2 separate regions of the Homo sapiens genome follow, and region 1 is linked to region 2. A link is a loop called in an ENCODE intact Hi-C map of the cell type or tissue named here. Cell type or tissue: dorsolateral prefrontal cortex. All regions are shown on one strand.

The links. A loop is a pair of places that touch in the nucleus more often than their neighbours do. Peaks named below come from ENCODE experiments on the same cell type or tissue, not always from the same donor. Only the 100,000 strongest peaks of a DNase experiment are listed, where the experiment ranks them.
Region 1: a loop joins it to region 2, with 7 times the contacts of the local background. A loop is called at or near these places in 4 of 110 quality-filtered maps.

What each region holds. Positions count from the first base shown.
Region 1 is chr17:72,882,985-72,885,484 of GRCh38, forward strand. The region is part of intron 5 of SLC39A11 (solute carrier family 39 member 11); the gene reads right to left. Among named protein-coding and RNA genes, the nearest start is that of SLC39A11, 210 kb to the right of the region's middle. In dorsolateral prefrontal cortex, a CTCF peak has its summit at 1,359; a DNase peak (open chromatin) is centred at 1,267; H3K27ac peaks cover 2,226 bases.
Region 2 is chr17:72,984,783-72,987,282 of GRCh38, forward strand. All of the region lies in intron 4 of SLC39A11 (solute carrier family 39 member 11), which reads right to left. Among named protein-coding and RNA genes, the nearest start is that of SLC39A11, 110 kb to the right of the region's middle. RefSeq lists a silencer at 1,486-1,535. In dorsolateral prefrontal cortex, a CTCF peak has its summit at 1,503 (motif pointing right); a DNase peak (open chromatin) is centred at 1,549; H3K27ac peaks cover 471 bases.

The DNA.
Region 1 (2,500 bases), 100 kb before region 2:
TGGGGTTTCATCATGTTGGCCAGGCTGGTCTCGAATTCCTGGCCTCAAATGATCCGCCCACCTCGGCCTCCCAATGTGGTTGGATTACAGGCTGAGCCACCGTGCCAGGCCGAGAAAATGCTTTTAGGTGGAATTATCATGAGGGTTCATCACGCAGTCCTGCATCCTTAAGGCATACTGGCCTAACATAAGCATGGGCGCATGTGAGTGGAAAGTGCATAAAACACAGCCAAGTCCATATTCTACGCAGAGCAGGCCTCCTACTGTTAACACATGTGCACTGGAGTCTACCTACCCTCACAGGCCTGGATGTTACTATAGCTCTGTTTTCTCAGTATGCTTCCTCTTCAAATCCTCTGTAACCACAGATGGCTGCTGCCAAAAACCTGGATGAAAATCACAGAGATGACCCAGTGCAGCGCCATCTTTATGACTGAACCAGTTGAGGTACCTCCTGGGTAGTATTTACATGATGCAAAACATGCTCAAGCATCGCCAGTACTGAAGCTTTTCAAGGTTTCATGGTGGCAGAAGCTAGCCAGTTAATTACACGGAATCTGGGAAGGCAGGTTCTAGTCTCTGTTCTCCCGGTGGATTGTGTCTGATTCAGGGTCAGGTGACTACAATTTCTGAGGCTTGACTGAGAAATGACCGAGGAATCCCATTCATTTGTAAGGGAGAAACAGCCAATAAAAATGTATTCTTGTCTCATCAAAAAGACTTGGTCCAGGGGAAAGCCATGAAGATGGCTATTATACACACCTCCATCCCTCCTTATTGTGGAGGGAAGGGGATGCAATCTGTATAATATCATAGTGTGAAAACTGAAGTTGGGCCCAAGTAGGGCCTGGTCTTTAATCCAATTCTGCCCATAGAAAGGAGAATCTGGGCTGGGTGCAGTGGCTCAAGCCTGTAATCCCACCACTTTGGGAGGCTGAGACAGGTGGATTGCTTGAGCTCGGGAGTTCCAGACCAGCCTGGAAAACATGGCAAAACTCTGTCTCTACAAAAAATACAAAAGTTAGCTAGGTATAGTGGCGTGCACCTGTGGTCCCAGCTACTTGGGAGGCTGAAGTGGGAGGATTTCTTGAGCTGGGAGGTCAAAGCTGCAGTGAGCTGTGATCACACCACAAAACTCCAGGCTGGGTGACAGAGTAAGGCTCTGTCTCCAAAAAAAAGAAAGAAAGAAAGAAAGAAACCTTATAAAGGACCACAGTGCCCCTGGGCCTGCTAGGCTGCCCACAGCTTGGCTCACAAAAGCAGCGTTGTCACTGTGGATGGCCTCAGGCCATGTTGGTCTTTGTACTGTTGCCCAGCCATTTGCAGGGCCAGTGCACTATTCTAAATTTCATTTCAAACAATGAATCCTCAGAGCGTTCATCCCTTCCATTCTGTTATCTACTGCAGTGCAAGGCTGTGGCTCAGAAAGTCTTTAGCTTGGAAGACATCTAGCTCCATTAAAACTGCAGCAATTATGACTACCTGGAGGTGAATAATCTCCTCTTGGCTTTATTTAATGTTCAATACAAAGAAACAGTCACCCCATTAAATTTACCTGCGCTGTGTCTCGCTTTGGATTTTTCAGGTAGTCATTGGTTCTAAACTATCATGTTCAGTATCTTAAGGACCAGACTATATTACTATGGTGAGGCAGACTGGCAGGAAAGCTCTGGGATCTATCTTGAACATTAGAGTTTAATAAAAAGGAAGGCATGAGATAAACTGAAAAATATAAAATAGGAAATCGCTGCAGCAGCATTCTGCATTCTTGAATAGAAAGACTGGAAACCTTAAAGCTACTAAGTCTTTTCAAATGGATAGCTTTAACATAATTCCACTCAAAATCACAACAGAATTCTAAAACTGGACAAGGGAACTCTAAAGCTCTTCTGAACAAAGAAAAATGCATAACGAGAGGAACTCATCATTAAATATAAAGTGGTAATATTAAATGAGTCTTTCTTGCAGTAGGATACTTAACTTTCTTCAGATTTATCATCCCTTTAAAAGGCCTGTTTTGACAAAGGGGCTGGAGCACTTGAATGATTTGTGTCTATGTTTCTAGAGTACCATCAAAACACAGCAATTCTTATCCACTTGTGTCAAGGACTTCTGATGATACTTGTAGGTTATCGAAATGGAAGATTTCCTGTGGACTAGGATTTGGATTCTAAAAATCAGCTTATAGGTTTTCCCTGCAGCTCCAGACAGCTATTCCTCAGTTTTTGCCTCCTCTCTATATTGGAATTAAACAGCTTCCTATGAAGCTTGGAACGTCAACGCTTTCTGCATACTCAACTCCAGTTTCATACTTTTGCAAATCAAGCATTGGTTCTGTGCAGCTGAGTCTATTCCAAAGCGAGTAATAATTTGATTAGTAATTTTTTACAACTCTCTAATCCTGTAGGCTACGGGCTCACCTCTTGCAATCACCTAGTTCCCACCTAGACCCATCCTGCATTCACTGAAGATTCCAGCAGCATTATTCAGGTGCCACTAT
Region 2 (2,500 bases):
TCTGAGTCATCTGACATTTCCTTCTGGAAGCAGAATGTTAAATGAATAAGGAGGAAGGCCATTTGTTTATCTGAAACATAACAATATCCCAAATCTATTTCATTTACTTCTAAAGCTAATGATTCTGCAATCCAATAACTCTAGAGAATTGCACACAGCAGCAATAACCCTCTTATGGAATCAATTTTCTCTGGTTAGGAACAAAGAATTCTCCCCTCCAAAAATCCAACCTGCATTGATTAGTTCATCAGAGCACACTAGGAGGCCCAGCCGGGCTAGAGGCAGGGCAAACACAGTAAGTTGTCTGGGGCCACACCTCCCTAGGAATGTGCACACTCCACGTGGCTGACGCCACTCCACAAGGCACCAGGTACAAGGCAATGATCTGCTCATGCTTAAGTGGCCTGGGAGGGACATACAGGGGGGAAAGGACAGAAAGAGCTAGCTGAGTGAGGGCCACGCAGACAGCGCCCACAGAAGGAGGAACATGTCACAGAGTCGCTCTCTGAATTTTTGCCCACAACTTTGCTGACGGGACTAGCCAGCTATATCTGACCCTATCAGGTATTACCCACTTGTGACATTCATTTCCATGCAAACCTTCTTTATTTGCATGGGGCCTGCCTTTTTTTTTTTTTTTTTTTTTTTGAGACAGAGTCTCACTCTCTCACCTAGGCTGGAGTGCAGGGGCGCCATCTCGGCTCACTGCAACCTCCACCTCCCAGGTTCAAGCAATTCTCCTGCCTCAGCCTCCCGAGTAGCTGGGACTACAGGCATGCACCACAACACCGAGCTAATTTTGGTATTTTTAGGAGAGACAGGGTTTCGCCATGTTGGCCAGGCTGGTCTCGAACTCCTGACCTCAGGTGATCCACCCACCTCAAACTCCCAAAGTGCTGGGATTACAGGCATGAGCCACCGCATCTGGCCAGGCCTAACTTTTTATTACTGTCTTTTATTTATTAATCTTCCTGCAATCGATGCCCTATCTCCCTGTGATGGGTTGAACTGCATTCCTGCAAAAGATGTTGTCTATAAATGTGACCTTTTTTGCAAACAGGGTCTTTGTAAATGATCGAGGTAAGATAAGGTCATTAGGGCAGGTCCCAATTCAATATGATTTTTTCCTTATAAAAAGGAGAAATTTGGACACAGAGACAGGCACACAAGGAAAATACTACGGGAAGACTGGAGTTATGCTACTAGAAGCCAAGGAACCACCAAAAGCTAGGAGAGGGGCTTGGAGCTCATCCTTCCCTGGAGCCTTGAGGAGGCACATGGCCCTGCTGACATCTTGAGGTCAGAATCTTAGAACTACTTTCCAGAAAGTTCTAGCCTCTAGAACTGAGACAATAAATGTCTGTTGTTTAAGCTATTCAAATTGTGATATATTGTTCCCACAGCCCTAGGAAACCAGTTCACTCCCCAGTAAGACTCCAGGGTCCCCCAGAAGCCTGACGGCTGTGGAGCTAGCTTTGAAAGCCAGGACACCCTAGTCACAACACAACCACTAGGGGGAGATGTTGAGGTGATGCAAACCACGGCTGGGGAGCTGGACAAACTGGTGGTTGCCAAGCCTGGCCATGCAGACAAAGCCCCGGTGAAGCTTTTTAGAAATACAGACGTCTAAGCTCCACCCAAAGCCTCCTAAATCAGAACATCAGAAAGTCGAGTGTGACGCGCCACCTGCCAGGCACTGGCCCACAGACCCTCCAAGGACCCTTCCAACTGTGAGGTCCCATTACTGCCACACTGCTGCACCCTCCACCCCCAGCTAGCCCGAGGGGGCTCCATGGATCAGGAGCATCAGCCACCTTGACAGCTTGGGAGACACATACAGTCTTGGGCCCCAACCCAGACCTGCCAAATCATCATCTGCATTTTAACAGGCTCCCGGGGTGAACCGTGCACACATTCAGGTGTGAGAAGCACTTGTAGATTGGATATAAGACATAATCACAGGCCGGGCATGGTGGCTCATGCCTGTAATCCAAGCACTTTGGGAGGCTGAGGCAGGCAGATTACTTGAGGTCAGGAGTTCAAGACCAGCCTCGCCAACATGAGGGATGAACTGGTTACTGTCTTCAACTACAATGACTAGTTTTTTATACCAGAAGGGAAAGAATAAAAGCACAGGGTATTGTCCAATAAACCACAAAGCTCTGACATAGTATGGATGTGTGTTCCCTCCAAATCTCATGTTGAAATGTGAGCCCCAGTGCTGGAGGAGGGCCTGGTAGGAGGGGTTTGGGTCACGGGAGCAGATCCCTCATGAATGGTTTGTTGCCCTCCCCACAGTAATGTGCGAGTTCTCACTCTGTTGGTTCAGGAGAGCACTGGTTGTTTGAAAGATCCTGCTAGTTCTTTTGCTCCTTCGCTTGTCACGTCACACATCTGTTCCCCCTTCACCATCTGCCATGATTGGAAGCTTCTTGAGGCCCTCCCCAGAAGCAGATGCTGGCACTATGCTTCTTATACAGTCTGCAGAACTGAGAGCCAA